2 separate regions of the Mus musculus genome follow, and region 1 is linked to region 2. The links are chromatin loops, found by intact Hi-C in ENCODE. Cell type or tissue: left cerebral cortex. All regions are shown on one strand. Each heading gives the region's core, and the rest is flanking DNA. Links, peaks and the distances in the headings are about the cores only.

The links. Hi-C counts contacts between places; a loop is a spot of excess contacts. Peaks named below come from ENCODE experiments on the same cell type or tissue, not always from the same donor. Only the 100,000 strongest peaks of a DNase experiment are listed, where the experiment ranks them.
Region 1: it touches region 2 in a loop (7-fold over the local background); 25 of 42 quality-filtered maps call a loop at or near these places.

Annotation. Positions count from the first base shown.
Region 1 is chr19:42,311,456-42,319,434 of GRCm38, reverse strand. It overlaps Crtac1 (cartilage acidic protein 1), which reads left to right. Exons shown (of 15, transcript NM_145123.5): 5 at 674-830. It overlaps Gm34347 (a long non-coding RNA gene), which reads right to left. Exons shown (of 3, transcript XR_386718.4): 2 at 7,323-7,578; 3 at 4,809-5,420. Among named protein-coding and RNA genes, the nearest start is that of Mir3085, 35 kb to the right of the region's middle. In left cerebral cortex, for the core only: a CTCF peak has its summit at 3,336 (motif pointing left); DNase peaks (open chromatin) are centred at 2,225, 2,680 and 3,306; H3K27ac peaks cover 646 bases.
Region 2 is chr19:42,649,234-42,657,212 of GRCm38, reverse strand. No RefSeq gene overlaps it. Among named protein-coding and RNA genes, the nearest start is that of Loxl4, 40 kb to the right of the region's middle. In left cerebral cortex, for the core only: a CTCF peak has its summit at 1,972 (motif pointing right); DNase peaks (open chromatin) are centred at 1,971 and 3,311.

The DNA.
Region 1 (7,979 bases), core at 2,160-4,659, 340 kb after region 2:
GGAATCTTATCTGTGGGGTTTGGACTACTGAGAATGGCTACTGAAGGAAAAGCCAGTGCCCCAGGCTTCCCCTTCTTCTGGAGGGGGAAAAAAAAAAGACGGAGACAGTATTATAAAGGCCAAAACAGTGAAATATCTCCTCTTGATAATATGGGAGACGGGAGTGGAAGGCAGATGGAAGACCCCGCGAATCCGTGCCTTTCCCGGAAGGAGGAGAGGGAGCAGGCTTAGGAATTTGCTTGTCATCTTGGCTGGAGTGGGCTTGAATGGGAGAGAAAGAGAGAGAGACAGAGAATAATGGGAACTGGTAGATCAATCAATCAGCAAATATTTATTGAGCAGCTACCCTGGCTGGCAGCTGGAGCGAGCTCAGCTGGAGGGAGGCACATTAGAAAATTGTCTATAAAAAGGTGGTTGTGGGGGAGAGGGAGAGATGTGTTCTTCTGGAACAGGATAGAACAAGAGAGGCTGCTTTGTTGTCTGGCTCGAGAAGGGGCGGAGGGGGGGGTCGTCATTTGCACGCAGCTTTTGTGATGAGCACCTGTCAGGGTTGTAGCAGCACAGGCTTCAACCCACTGATGAAGCTATGATCCCTGGGGTGGGGACAAATCCTGGGGAAGCCAGGGCTAGCATGGCCAGGGCTTCTCACCCTCCTCCTTTTCTTCTTCCTCAGGGCTCTGGAAGATACTCTATCTACATAGCCAACTATGCCTATGGTGATGTGGGGCCTGATGCCCTCATCGAAATGGACCCTGAGGCCAGTGACCTGTCCCGGGGGATCCTGGCACTCAGGGACGTGGCGGCTGAGGCTGGGGTCAGCAAGTACACAGGTAAGCAGAGTTATTAGTAGAGGGGCTGGGGCTGGGGGTCCAGGGCCCTGCAGAGAGCTGTGTCTAAGTCATCAGCAACCAGGAGGACAGAGAAGGTTTATAATCCCTGAGCAGGGAGGAAGGCATTTTCCCTTCCCACCATGTATGCTGCCTCTCCAAAGGGGAGGTGAGATCCCTGGCAGGTGTGAGCTTGGCGGGGTGGGGATACCGTACAGCAGGCATGAAGTGAAAGGGAAAGAACACCATGTATCCTGTCCCAGGAACCCCGTGCCCCCTCCCCTGCTGTAACCCCAGTGATGAGTGAGCAGATTGCATTGGTGAAATCTGACAGATCACAGGAGCTGAGATTTAAAGCTTTCTTTATTGCCCAACAGCAGATGAAATTATTTACTTACACATAAGCGGCCAGGAATTGAGCGCTAAGTCCCTAAGCTCCGGCTGGGTCCCGTCTCGGATAACTGAGCTCAAAGAATTGTGTTCTTGTTCCAAACCCTCTCCCGCACTTTTTATGGAAGGTGCGCTCCCCCCTCAACTTTCTGGATGGGGGACCTATTGTCAGAGAGAGCCTCTGACAGGAGCTCTTTCTAGGGAAGGCTGTTTTTCTAATTCCAGCAGGGCTGCTGACTAAACTCTGATAATCTGCCAATAGGCTGTTGATGGCAGAGCCATCCAGTTCCTGTTGTGAGTGCCAAAAATCAGGAAGCCAGGCCTGTGCATAACAACTTGGTCTCGTTCACACCCGCCTTGCAGTTGGGATGTAGAAATCCTCCCGTTAGCTAGCCTTCCCCGTACATCTGCTCCAAGTTATACCACGGACACGACCACAGCGTCGGCCAGCCTACACTCAAGGCTTGTGGAGCTGGAAAGTGGCAGGGGAGATGAAGTGGGCCCCTCCCTTCCTCCAGACACTGGGCTGGTAGTAGCAAATCTCCAAGTTGCATGCTGGAAAGGTTGCAGGAGTGAGCGGTGCCCTTACCCAGCCGACTTGCCACCTCCATGAGAGACAGAGATTGATGCTGGCCTATCTGACAAAGTTTTTGGGGACAAATGACTAGACAATAAAATAGTTTGCATGGCTCAAGCCCCATCAATGTGCCTGAGAGCCCTGGGCATAAACGTGCGGCGGAGAGGCTGAGTGTCAGTCATAAACCATGTTTCCCTGGGAAGAAGAATAAACATGAGGCGCTTCAGCCCAGATTGGTACAGTCAATTTTTCTGAGTAAGCTCCCAGTTCTGTGTACTGGGCTGGCTTGGCAATTAAGTGCCTTGATCTTGCAGGAGAGGGAGGGGTATGGGCTGGGGGATGAAACACTTGAAAATGATGAGATGGAAGGGAGGCAAGGACGGGGAGAGTGCATTACACGCAGAATGGAAGAATTCAGGAGGCTGGAGCATGAAGGGGGCATTGTTCACGCTGGCTGGGCTGGCACAGAACCCAGGAGGGATAGGAGGGGCGCAAGCAAAGACAGCTGAGGAGCAGAGATGCGATGGGAGCCCCAGCCAACTGTGCTGGCCGTGCTGGAAGGATAGGGCAACCCAAGGCGGGGGCAGCAGCTTCTGTGGAGGGATGGAGGAGGCCGGGGCAGCTGGCATACCCAGAGGACACATAAGAGCAGTTCTGCAGACTTCCAGAAGCTATTTGGCTGGCAAGAACCAATTTGGCCTACCAAGTTACTGTTCTGTCTGCCTGCCTTCCCCAGCCCCCCAACATTATCCTGCAACCCCCACTTGTCACTCGGTTAATGACACATGGACATCTGGCTGGGAAATGACCCCAGAGTGCTCCCTTGAGCCCTAGGAATGAACCCCAAATGTAAGGGCCACTATGCTGAGCCCAGCCCAATGGCCAAGACTCTGGGCAGGTGGCCAGCGCTCATTGCCAGAATAGTGCAAGGAAGGGGTCTGGGAAGCCAGGAGGGACAAGCAAGGCCTAAGCAGGCTGGGAGGGAGAAGCAAGCAGTGGCCAGATGTGCTTCAGGGAACTGAGGCTTCTGCAGCCAAGCCACAGAGCTCCCATTTTTTTTTTGAGGGCAGCCACCAGGACTGGGTGGGAGGACCTCCCATTTGCCAAGGGATCAGACTAGGTCCAAAGAGCAGAAAGGACTTGTACAAGGTCACTTAGGAGACTTGGAGAAAGCCAGCACTTGGGGCCTTATGTCCTGATGCTTAAACCAGCCATAACCAGCTGACCTTTCTGATGACCTCCAACTAGAGCAAGCTGCTCCCAGCTGGTAAAGGGAAGGCCCCTTACCCTCTGGGTATGAATTGGCAGACAGGCCCTGAACTGTGTATGCAGGTTGTCAGGCCAAAGCAGCTGTCTGGCCTGGGGTGCTCAGGACAGCAGGCTGCAGTGGTGGGGGGCTGGAGAGCAATGGCACGCAAACCACACACAAGTTGTTAGTTGTGCAGGAGGGGGGAAGGGAGATCTCTCCAGACACTATTGATTCTGGCATCCACTACCACTCTGCTGGGTCACAGTGCCATCTAGTGGCTGAAATGCCTGCTCTCAGGGGACTGAGCCCCTGGAGGGTGTCTGAACCTGAGCTGCTAGTACCCACAGTGGCAGTAGAGAGCCTGCTGTCCCTTGCTGTGGCTCCCTAACCACTCCAAGGTCTCTTCAACTATCAGAGACCACTTGGAGCCAGGAAAGGCTGGGAGCTGAGATGTGTGGGAACCCTGAGAAGTGGTGTCCGTCCCACAGAGGGTTTGGCATAGGAGAGAGCAGCAGTCCTGTGGTATCTCACCAGGCACCTTGACCCAGCCAACTAGCAGAGTGGCTAAAGGGAGCAGGCTTACGCCGGCCTGGACAGCCATAGAAGACAATGACCTCTCCCCACACAAATTCTACCTTCACAGTGTTTTGGAGAAGGAAATAACATGGGGATGCCTAGTCCATAGCCTGGGCCTATGGCTCTGACACAGTGGCACCAGGCTTCTCTGCTGGGCATCTCCTGGGGCCTTGAGCTAGCTCAAGGATGGAGCTGAGAGAGCCAGCCCATCTGTCATGGAGGCATGAAGTCTGTGTCTTCCCGTCTAGGCACTATGCAGGCGGGCATCTTTATCCCCTCCCCAAATGGAGTGCAGCTTTCTGTCACCGTCATCCTTCTTCCCTCTGCACATGGCCTCCTTCTCCCAGGCCCTACCCTTTTCCCAGGACCTCTGCACTCAGGCCACACCCCCTTTGAGGGAGCATCTGCCCAGGCTGCAAGGTGGTGATTAAAGAAGCCTTTAAGGAAATTTGGAAAGAAAATGGAGGTGGATTTATGATGTTGGGTGGAGAGTTCTGCTGTTGGCTGGGAGCAGTGTGGAACAAAGCGGAGGGCAGATCTGATTTATAGGAAGTCATTATTGGAGGAGACGGAGAGGCCCAAAGCCCAGCTGAGCCCTTCTGGCAGATCCCCATCAGCAGCAATGACTGGTGTCTGCCGGGTGGGGGCTGAGGAGCCTCTCAGGTTTCCAGGTGGGTGTCAGCCATCTAGATAGCTGTAGCTCAGCCAGCACTAGCAGCCAGGACCAGACAAGGCTAGAGAGACAGGTACCTCAGCCAGGTCCAGAAACCCCAGGAGGGTCCCCAGAGGGGTTCCCAAAGTCCAGGATACACAGGAGCCATTTCCAGGGAGTGTCGGGTGCAGTGTACGATTGTCACAGGGTTCTGTCCTGGTTCTGAAGTGCATAGATGTTAGATAGACTCACACTTTACTTTTCACACACATTTCCCCCAGTGATCTCAAGAGACTGTAAAGAAAGGACACTAGTGGCTCTATCACAAGGTGCCAGTACGGTCCCCTCCCTGTTGAGAGGAGACCCGAGTCGATGTGTTAGAGAGGCAAGCAGTGGGAACAGCGTGAACGTTTGAGCTGAGACCCTATCACCTGCCAATTGTGATTGCTGCCGTGTAAGCCTCAGTTTCTTCACCTGGAAAATAGAGGGAACGGGAGGGTACCGAAGACGTATTTGACAAAATAAACAACACTTTCATTACACTGGACAAGTGCGTTCAGGAGTTCTATTGTACACTACAGTGACCGCAGTTAATAACAATCTATTATATTCTTGCGCCATGCCAAGAAGATAGATTCTAAGTGTTCGAGAAATTTAAATAATAAATATGTGAGATCATGCATATGCTAATTAGCCCATTCTAGCCATTTCATAGCATATGCGTTCCCCAAAACCATGTTGCATGTGATAAACATATGCAATTTGTTATTTCTCGGCTAAGAAGGCGGTGGTGACGAGACACACCTCTGGGTGTCGGGACACTTAATGTGAGATGTCTGCACCCTTGCCCAGCGCACAGAACAGAATCACCAGACTCTTTCTTCCAGTCATTTGACTGCTCTGGCCTCACACAGCTTCTGCTTGCCTCCTTGATGCAGGGTGGGTGGATCCAGGAGGAAGGGCCCTTCTTCCTACAGCCTCTGGTGGCAAATTGGAAACCTTCTAGGAAAAGGGATTGGAGAGGCCTGAGCTGATCAGGAGTGTCCTTGTCTCACAGTATCGGCACCCACGTAGTCTCACGGTCCAGCCTTGCCGACATCAGCAGGCTTGCCCACCACCAACACAGCATCAGCACCTCAATTTGGAATTCTGCAGGAAACAAATGTAGAGAGGGAGGCCCTGTTAACACCTTACCCGTTGCCCCTTCTCCATCTACCTCATCTCTTTACCTCATGCATTTTCCAGCATCTTAGATCAACTCCTTTATAATATCTTGGATGCTCTTGGCAGCCTATGGACCTTGGTGTCCACGAAAACCGTGTTTTCTACAAGATTCTCACAGGAGAGTGTCACAGGGCTGTACCCCTTTGATGAGGAACAGTAGGATGTGGGGCAGGAACTGTAAACATTTTCCAACTGTTTCAAAGTAAAATTGAAAAGTTGAAAAGTAAAATCTCAAGGGCCTTCTCACCACCCTACCCCATCCCCTGCATTTTGCAGTGCAGAGGAATGATACCCGGAGGACACCTTCCCAAGTTCCTGAAGCCAGAGAGAGGCAATGGCCCTGTACAAAACCCAGATGCCCTTCCTAGGAACCTGGATCCCAGTCTGCTGCTTCATGCCTGGGTCAACAACCCATAGCTGGAGCAGTTGAGTGCATGCTCCACCCATAGCCTCTCCCTTCCCTCTCCATCCCATCCCTGAGAGCCAGGAGGTGGACCCCTTGTACCAGAATCATACTTGAGACCACTGTCAAAGCATCGGGGCTCAGAGGTCTAGAGATGTGGGGACTGAGAATAGCCAAGGGTTCCCCATAGGAATTGGGTCCAATGAACAAACAGGAAAGCCTGATAGGTGGCCAGAGGAAGTGGGGACCAAAGGGGGTCACTACCCCCCTGGAGCTCCCAGCCTCTCAGACAGACTTGTCAGAGTGGACACATGTCCTTGGGAAGGATGGGGAGAGAGATAAACATTCAAAGCCCAACAGCATAACAAAGGGGCCTTTGAAGCTTGAAGTGCTGGGCAAAAATAAAGTGATATTATTCACTCAGCAGGTGGTAAATAGTCCCAGCTAATGACTGTGTGGCACCTGACATTTTCCAAGGTACCTTCCAAAATTCATCCCACTTAATATTTATGACACCCCTGGGAAGGAGCTATTATTATTACCAGTTTACTTCATAGATGAGAAAACAGAAGCCTAGAAAGGTTAAGTGATATGTCCAAGGTCACACAGCTCAACCCTGGATGAGGTGACCCCGAGTCCTTTCACCAGCACAGCCCAGCAGGCTCAGCTGGGGAGCCGTGTGTCTCTGAGAGAAGGTGCTGGCTCCAGACAGTAAAGAATCCATTGAAAGGGGTGGAGTCAACTTCATTAAGGTGTCGTTCTCCAAGACTAAACAAAGATGTCCCTAACAGCAACCGTCTGGGTAGCCCTGAGCCTAGGGAGAGGAGGGGGAAAATGGATGTCACAAAGCAGAAAGAAAAACAGAGATGGGTCCTGGGAGAAGAGATGCTGCTACTTCTGTCTGACTGGCAAAGAGGAGGACGGAAAGGATACAGTTATGATGGGATGTTTCTGTTGGTTTCGAGAGTTAATCTTATGGCATCAGCAAGGGGCACAGCACCTGGCTGACTTGCCTTAGACCCTGGTTTGGACCATATCCTAAGGTTTCTGGAAATGAGCCCCAAAAGGCTGGCTCTCTGACTGTGGACTCACCTGCTCCCCAAATGCGTGGCCAACTTGCCAAGAAGGAGTTGTGGGTAACATCTCTGTTATGGTCCGGTTGCTATGGCAATAAATTGCTGCTAATTAGTAGTGTGGTTACCATGGCAATTTTCTAGTAATTACAGGTTACAAATGGTGCAAGGCTTCAACCCAACCCAATTAGTTAATTAGAAAGATTTAGAAATTTGTCCAAAAGGGAAATAACCTGCTTTGTAGAAAATGAAGGGAATGTGTCACAGCTTGGGTGCCAGAGGCAGAGGAAACTGGAGGATGCCACAGAGAAGGGAGGACTGGGTTGCATGGTGGCAGGTCCTGAGTCCCACCTGGAATCTCCTGGAAGCCTTCCCCTAGGCTGGAGTCTGGCAGTAGCCAGGGCAGGGACAGCTGCTGCTAGACCCGCTTTTTAACAGGCAGGGATGATGCCCGGTCCTGTCTCAGCATCCTTTCCACTGGCATCACCCGACTCCACAGCCTTCATGTTCTGTGAGACCCCTCCTGGGAGCAGGATCCTCAGAGGGAATGGGGAGTTGGCTGCTCATTTTCCTGAGACTGGACTCTCCTTGGAGACAAACTGAGTACCTGGGAAAAGCAAATCCGTGAGAAGAAGCCTAGAAGTCATCAGCAAGAAGTCTAGTCAGAGTACTGAAAGCGGTGAAGTCGTTTTGGGGCCCCTGTCCCAGCTCCCTTCACATCGGGAACAAAGCCCCACAATTCTTCAGGGAGCATCTTGCAGGGTGAAGGACCATGGACACCCAAGAACCCTTTCCTCAGATGAGCTCAGTCACTTCCCTTGATGGCCATGGGCCTAGCCATTACCACATGGCTCTTCCAGAGTTCTCCAGTTCTCGTTTACTTAAAAACTCCACCCCCTCCCAGTTTCCTTTTGTCATCATAGCTAGTTCCTTAGAGTAATATGCCTCATCCTTTAGGGGGCGTACAAACCACACAGTGGTGTTATGAGATGCAGAACTCCACAGGGC
Region 2 (7,979 bases), core at 1,843-4,342:
CTACATAATAAAGTTTTTCTCTAATTCTGCTCATTCAGTCTTAGCATCCCTCAAGGGATAGCTAGAACGTGACCACCTACCTGGAGATTCGGCTCATTTCTAGTCCAGTCCTATGACCAGGGTACGGTCCCTCTCCTTTGAACCGAAATGGCCTCCATTGAGCGTGCTCTGTGTGTGAGCCTGACACCAGGTGCTATACATCATTCCTGTCTTCACACAGCCCTGTGAGTTGTGTAACAGCCTCACTTTGTAATGAAGGATGGATGCTAAGACCCAGAGACCTCACTTGGAAAGAAAGAGTGACCAAGAGAGGCAGAGAAAGAAAAGAGAGCAGCTTTCAAGGTCAAGTTACTATTTTGAAATGAAGGTGAGCCAGGAAATTGTCATGGAAGGAGAGGAGGAACCATTTAGACTTTCTGGTCAATACTGGCTGACCCTGTGCTCTGTGTCTGGTCCTGGTGGAGTGAATTTCAGGCATCTTCATTTTGTCACCAGAAAAGAGTCGGTCAGAGACAAGGAGTGATCTCTTCAAAGTCGTACAGCTCAGAAACTGCGGAGCTGGGATGGGAAGTGGAGCCCAGATTGCCAGTGTAGGGCTCTTCAGGCACTACATGGCTTTCTTCATATCTGTGTGTCAGACACACAGCGGGGAGCATGGCTGGGAGCACAGCTCTAGGGAAGCCTCCACTGGGAGACTCCCATGGTCATTTCCTCAGAGATGTGCTCCTCTAGCAAAGCGACAGTGGACAGAGGCAGAGACAGAGTCAGGCCCATCCTGAGTCCTGGACGGTGGCAACGGTGCCTCTCCATCCCTGTGCTTATAACAAACACCTGCCCAGGACAACTGCTTCCTAAGCCTCCAGAGTATTCCAGAGCAGGAGCTGGTCAGGACCCCAAATTGCCCCATGTGCTGGGTAATTCTGAAATTAGCCCTTCCAGTCTAGGTCCACTTCATCTCCCCTACACAGCAACTTACTCATTCAGTTTTACCTGTGAGGGCCTACTGCATACAGAAATTGATCCAGTCCTAGACATGGTAGGGCCCTATTTCTGCCCCAACTCAGAGAACAGAGCTAATATGCTCTTCCAGAAAATGAGGGATTGTGGTCAGGAAGATAAAGATGCCCAGGAAACCCCCCTTCAAAGATAAGAAAGGGGACAGAAAGTCTGTGCACCCCAAACCATTCTCAGAGGGGGGCACCTAACTATGTGCACCTCCTGTGTTTAAAGTACAAAATGGTGTTTCATGTAAATTCTTTCCCAACATACCCGCTGTCCCGGAGAAATGATGATCAATGAAGCTGTGAGAGAGGCAAACACAGAGTTGTTGTGAAACGGCATTTGGACGGCCATATACCGGCTGAGAACCTCCAACGCATCTAATGAGTGATGCGCAGTTACTGCATCAGCTCAAAGATGCCACCGCTGCAGAATAGGACTAAACCCCCATACAAGAAAGCCAAAGACAGAATTCTGGCAGTACCATGACTGCTGCTGAGGAGTCTAGAGGTGGGCAATGGGACTTGAGATGACTTTAAAACCGCCTGCCATGTTTCTGGCATCCATGAGATGTGGGTGGATCCATGATTAGAAAGAGTGCTCCCTCTGGGCCAGCCCTTCAGAGAAATGGAGCAGAGATATGGGGACCGGAGCCCAGAAGCTGAAACAGAGCATGAAGAAGGGAGCAAAAGGTTAAACAATGTTTGAGAAGGAAAAAAAGAGCTGAGTTTCTGAGCAGGGGACTGGTTTGAGGGACTGTCTTTGTTCCCGAATGGAGAGAGAATCCAAGGGTGGCCAACTAGGTGGTCTCTGGGGAAGGAGCCCCCTGGCTCAGGGTAGAATCAAGCCTTCTGTCTCTCTCCCAGGGCCCTAGACACACCAAGTTCAGGACCAAGCCCACTTCCCTAGGCTGCTGCACCTTCAGGCCTGGGGAAAGGCTCTGATCAGAGGCTGATTCCAGGGTGGCCATAAGAGGGCAGGAGAGTGCTGGTAATGGGCCAGCTGAAGCAGCTTGCCAAGGGCTGGGCTGAGAGGTGAGAAGGGGAGGGAAGAGAGGAAGAGGATGGAATACCACACTGATGGACAGATCCCAAAAGAACTGACCTGTTCATGGGACTCCCAGCTGATCCACCTCCTGAAAGCGTGAGATTTAGTTCACTGACTGGTGGGCAAATCTGGGTTCAGTGGTGAACATACAAAAGGAGAGAGGCAGTAATGTGTCCCCAAAGCACCAGTGATACCTGCCCAGATACACGGGGCTTCCTGGGCCTCTCTGCTGCTGCTGCCCAACAGCTCTCTGCCCATCTGTTTCCTGTCCATCACTTTCCCAAGTCACTTGAGAATCCTTACCCCACCCAAATAAGAATGGACTCCAGGTACAGGCAGCCCTACTAGGAACTCCCACAGCCCCAGCTCGACCTTAAGAAATCAAAGCAAGCTACATCCCCAGGATGAAGCAAGTCTGGAGACCAAGAGAGGTGTGTCACGGGTACACACACACACACACACACACACACACACACACACACACACTCATACACTCAAGGACAGACCCAAAGTGCTAGAGGACTCCCCCTTCAAACTTTTCAGACCCTAGCACAGTTGAGACACAGCTGAGATTTTCTCACCATGGTCAATGGATGCTGTGTTTATGACCTGGTGTAACCTGGGGACCACTAGCTTCTTGTGAGTGGCATCCCCATAACCCTCAGCCCTTTCCTCATCTTCTTCATGGATGCAATTGGCCCTGGCTCACCCTCCCAACAGAGAGCTGGGATGGTAGAGAGACAAGAACCAATTAAAAATGCCCACGCACCTTTTGAATACATCTTTAGAGAAGCAATGGGCTCCCCAGGGGCTGCCCCTTGGCCCTCTGGGTAAGATTCTCTGCTCAGTTACAGGTCAGCCCCTCAGTCTGAGAACCATGTGGTACCCTTCTGAGACTCAGCTTCTGCAAGAGGAGAAGTCCTCAAAGCAGACAGTTTACCTCTAGAAGCATCTGCTCCATCTGTAAAATGGCCTCACTGAGCTGCTTTTAAGCCCAAGTGCTCAGTGCTGGGCTTAGTCTCCTTTCTAGACAGTGGGGTTGGGCAGCCCTACCCCAGTGGAACAAATACAAGAAAACAAGAGCAGCAACTGTCTCCTGGACCAGTTTTCCCACTCCCACAGTCTCCATCTTGAGGAATACCAGAGGCCACCCAGCCCGGAAGCTTCGACTCCTATTCTGTCTTCTGCCGCTGCATCACAAAGACCTGCTTGTTCGCTGGTGGAGATGAATCCCACACTGTCCAGCTTTCTCTGACTGCACATGCACATGGGGTCCTCCACCCTGTCTCCAGCTCCTGCCCTGAAGGCTGCAGCTGTCCGCCAGCTTCAGCTGAGGATTTAGTGAGTCCAGCTCTTCTGAGGCGTGACTGGGCAGGTCCTTCAAAATCCTATCTGTCCCATGACCCCGTGGTGGGAGGCTGCCCACCACCTTGTTATGTGTGTGTTTCTCTATCCAACTCCATCTTGAACATGGCCACTCTTCACAGGGGGGCTGGGGAGGTGGGTATTAGAACTGATTGAGACCCCAGGGACCTGCCTCCACCCCATGGAGATTTCTAGCTAAGCCTTGACAAAGATGGATGGTTAGCAAGTTGGCTAAGCTTCTGGGGGCGGGGGGCAAGAAGAGTCTGAGCCAGGTCCTTCACTTCAGCTAGATGCTACCCTGTGGGTCCATTCTCTATGACAGAGCTGGTGAGTGTATTTTCAGGACAGAGGGATTTGACTTCACAAAAGCCCTGAAGTGGGCTTCAACCCTTAGCGGAGTCTTTGATCCCTCTGAGTCAGTCTCAAAGGTCCTGCCCAGCCAGATGGATCTCAGCCTCTCTCCCTTGTTGTCACCTTGCAGATATTTATAGCCTTTTCATGTCCACTAGAGAGCGTAATGGGCTTTTTAGGCTAAACCAATTAAACTCTCTCCCGTAAGTCATGTCTCCTGCATGGCTTCGGTCGCCCTTCCCTGAACTTGTTCCATCTTCATTATCTCTGCTCCTTGTGGCAGGGAGGGCCTGGGAGTTCACATGCTGGCTAAGGGACGTCTGCCTTCCTTTCCAGCTGCCTGGTCCTTCTGACCATCAGAGCTCCCCCACCCCCTCACACCCCAACCCTGGGTTGTATAGACATAACCTAAGCCTGGGAAATGCAATTGACTAACCCAGGAAGCAGAATATACTCAAAAAGGGCTGATTGGTTTTTCCTCCTTTTGAAAATTATTTAGCTTTTTACCCCTCCAATATTATGCAAATAAGATTATGCCCTGCCAGCACACAGTCAAGTGTTTATAAAATACCCTAGGCTGGAGACAGGAAGCTGCAACCCACAAAGATAATCATATCTCAAATGTGTACCAGGCTCTGGTGGGCTACTGGGGACATTTCCCCACAGTGTGCTTGCACTCTGCAAGGGGCCCCATGCTTCAAGGCCATGACAATGGTTTCCATCTCTTTTGAAGTCAGGAGCGAAGAGGTTACCGCTTCAGACAAAAAGACATGCAGGTACAGGAGTGTGCAGCTGGCATCCCTACATACTTGCCCACGGTTGTGTGGAAGACCTGGTCAAGCTGGCAGTGAGACTCCTTGGTCTCTTGCCCACTGGCTCACGGCTCAGCTGAAGGAGAAACACCCGTGGATTTCACCAGCATGCAGTGTTAAAGTCTTCCTGCACTTAGTCATACTCAGTTTAATTTACATCTACTATGGACCATTGGCTTAAGACAAGAAACATAAGGAACACTGGCGCCGGATACAATATCAGGTTCACGAGGAACATAAAACACAGAATAATTCTAGATTTTTCCCCAGCACTCCATAACCCAGTGCTAAAAAGGGAAAATACAGAGGCAATTAGAGCCAATTTAGCTTTTTTGTTGTTGTTTATTAGGGATAAAGATGAGCTAGCCCCTAATGTTTTTAAGCCGTGCCGGCAAATGGCAGTTTCAAGCGTTTCTTTTAATCTCAACATTCAATAGAAGAAAATGCTTTACATTTTAAAAAAAGATGAGGTAATTTTTCAGAACACAAAACTTTCAATAGCTTTAAATCAGGTTTTGGAAGCAGAGTTCGTTTTTTTTTTTTAATGCTGTAACTTATAATTACAATCTGCATTTTAAAATACTTTTGTTCCTCAAATAAAACATATCAAATTAGATTTGTCAACAAATCACCTCTTTTCATAATTAACTTAGAGTAAAGTAAACAACATTTATCATACACTTAATGAGGAAAATGCCCAAATTCCTCTTCATACATTATAAATATAAGAAAGGATGAAAATAAACTTTATAATATACTTTTTAATAACACTCTGATATAAAATAAAATTATTGTATTAAAAACACTTTATATACAAAATTATTTTTAATTCATTAGCATTTCTTTAAAGCTTCCTGGCTTTAATCATTATAGGTCCCAGGGCATATTTACATTCTTTGGGGCCCCCTGCTTAGCTGAGGCTCAGTAGCCAACCTGGCCTAAAAGTTGCCAGTGAAAGTTCCTAGACTCTTGATAGTTCCTATTGTAACTCTGACAGTGCTCTGGCTAGTTGTGTGTCAATTTGCCACAAGCTAGAGTCATTTGAAAGGATGAATGCTCAATAGAGAGGATGCCTCTATAACATCTGACTGTAGGGCATGTCTTAATTAGTGATTGATGGGGGAGGACCTGGACCATTGTGAGTTGTGCCATCTCTGGGCTGGTGACCCTGGGTCCTATAAGAAAGCAGTCTGAGCAAGCCAAGATGAGCAAGTTGGTGGGCAGCACTCCTCTATAACCTCTGCATCAGCTCCTCCCTCCAGGTGCCTGTCCTGCTTGAGTTCCTATCCTGGCTTTCTTCAGTGATGGACTCTGAGGTGGAAGTGTAAGCCAAATGAGCCCTCTCCTCCCCAACTTGCTTTTGATTATGGTGTTACACCATAGCAATAGAAACCCTGACTAGGATAGACAGTGGTTGGCAACACTTGAAATGATAGCTATGCCATCCACTCATCTCTGTGAGCTGCTGCGGTGAGCACAGCTTTCTTGCTGACCTGTAATGGCCATGTTCATAGAGCAAGAAAGGAAACGATAGCTTTAAGCCACCGAGATTTGAGAGCTGTTTGTCACTGTGTCCTAACCAACGCTGTCCTGACTGATACAGTTCCAAAGCAGAATAACACATCAAGTTATCAGTTTACATCTAGGAATGGATCATCTCTTAACAGGGATAATGGGACGGGTTCTGAACCATTTGAGTTCTGAACCAGCCACTTACTGAGTGGCTGAGACAAGTCGCTTTACCTCTCTGAACTGGGTGGGCTTCCTACGTTTAAAAAAGATTTGTTTTATTTGTGTGTGTGTGTGTGTGTATACTCTTGTGCATGCATGTATATATGCATGCACCAATGTTCATGTGCATGTGCATGCACACGTGTGTGTGTGTGTGTGTGTGTGTGTGTGTGCAAACAAGGGTAGATGACCAAGGAGTCCAGAAGAGGGCATCAGAAGTCCTGGAGCTGGAGCTAAAGGCAGTTGTGATCGCCTTGATTTTGATGCTAAAAACCAAAATCTGGTCCTCTGCAAGAGCAACAAAAGCTCTTAACTGCTGTGCCATCCTTGTAGCCCTGCTTCATCTTTAAAACCACTATGCACATATACGCTCACTTTGACTCAATAATAGAATCATAAATAGTGGTGTGGTTTATGTGTAGACACTTTAAATAGAAGCAATTATAAGATCCTGGTAAACTTCTATCATTTCAAACTTCCCAGCATCTTTTTCCGTGTCTCTCTTTTAGCAACCCATTCTCTCCTTTCTACATATGTGTTACATGTGCCTCAGACAAAGGATAGTAACCAAGGGGTTGTTAGTCGGTCCCTTCCTACTCACAGGGGCTGGTCAAAGGTCTGGAGTGACCAAAACAGTGCCACCAGACAGTCTAGCTGAGGACAGTTCATGGGTAGTAGCCAGTGATGCAGGAAGCCTGGGTCTGGCAGTGCTCATAGGCCACTATGCACAGCAAAGTCTTCAGAGAAAGAGAATAGCATTTCAACAGAACAAGAAGAGCCTGAATGTGGGGTGATGGGGGAAGAAGAGGAGAAGGGGGAGACAAGAAGGGAATGATAGGGGAGAAGGGAGGAGGGGAGGAAGGTAAGATGGAAGGAGGGGAGGGCGGGAGGACGGGAGAACAGGAGGAGGGAAGGGGGAATTTCCTTGCCCAGCCCTTGAATGCTTCTCACCTCCTGAGCTGCTGGAGCCACCTTTTCATCCTCACTAGTTAAGCAGATTCAGTTGGAGTTTCTTTCATTTGCAAGGACATCTAGATGAGTCCAGACATGCTCAGAAATTCCACGGACACAGGAGCCCTGCCCTGACGTGACTGAAGCATCTCAGAAAGACAGGAGAAGCTGCAGCTTGCAGAGGGACCGACCATGCCTGGCCAGCTGAGGCAGGAGGTAGGTGGGAAGGCTCCTGGGGATGCAGCTGTTGAAGTAAAGCCATGAAGAAGGAGAACTCATCTTCAGCTGATGTCCATGTTTATTTTACCTTGTTGTCTTAGTCAGGGTTTCTATTCCTGCACAAACCTCAGGACCAAGAAACAAGTTGGGGAGGAAAGGGTTTATTCGGCTTACACTTCCATACTGCTGTTCATCACCAAGGAAGCCAGGACTGGAACTCAAGCAGGTCAGGAAGCAGGAGCTGATGCAGAGGCCATGGAGGGATGTTCTTTACTGGCTTGCCTCACCTGGCTTGCTCAGCCTGCTCTCTTATAGAACTAAGACTACCAGCCCTGAGATGGTCCCACCCACAAGGGGCCTTTCCCCCTTGATCACTAATTGAGAAAATGCCTTACAGTTGGATCTCATGGAGGCATTTCCTCAACTGAAGCTCCTTTCTCTGTGATAACTCCAGCTGTGTCAAGTTGACACAAAGCTAGCCAGTACAATTGACCCCTTGTCAAC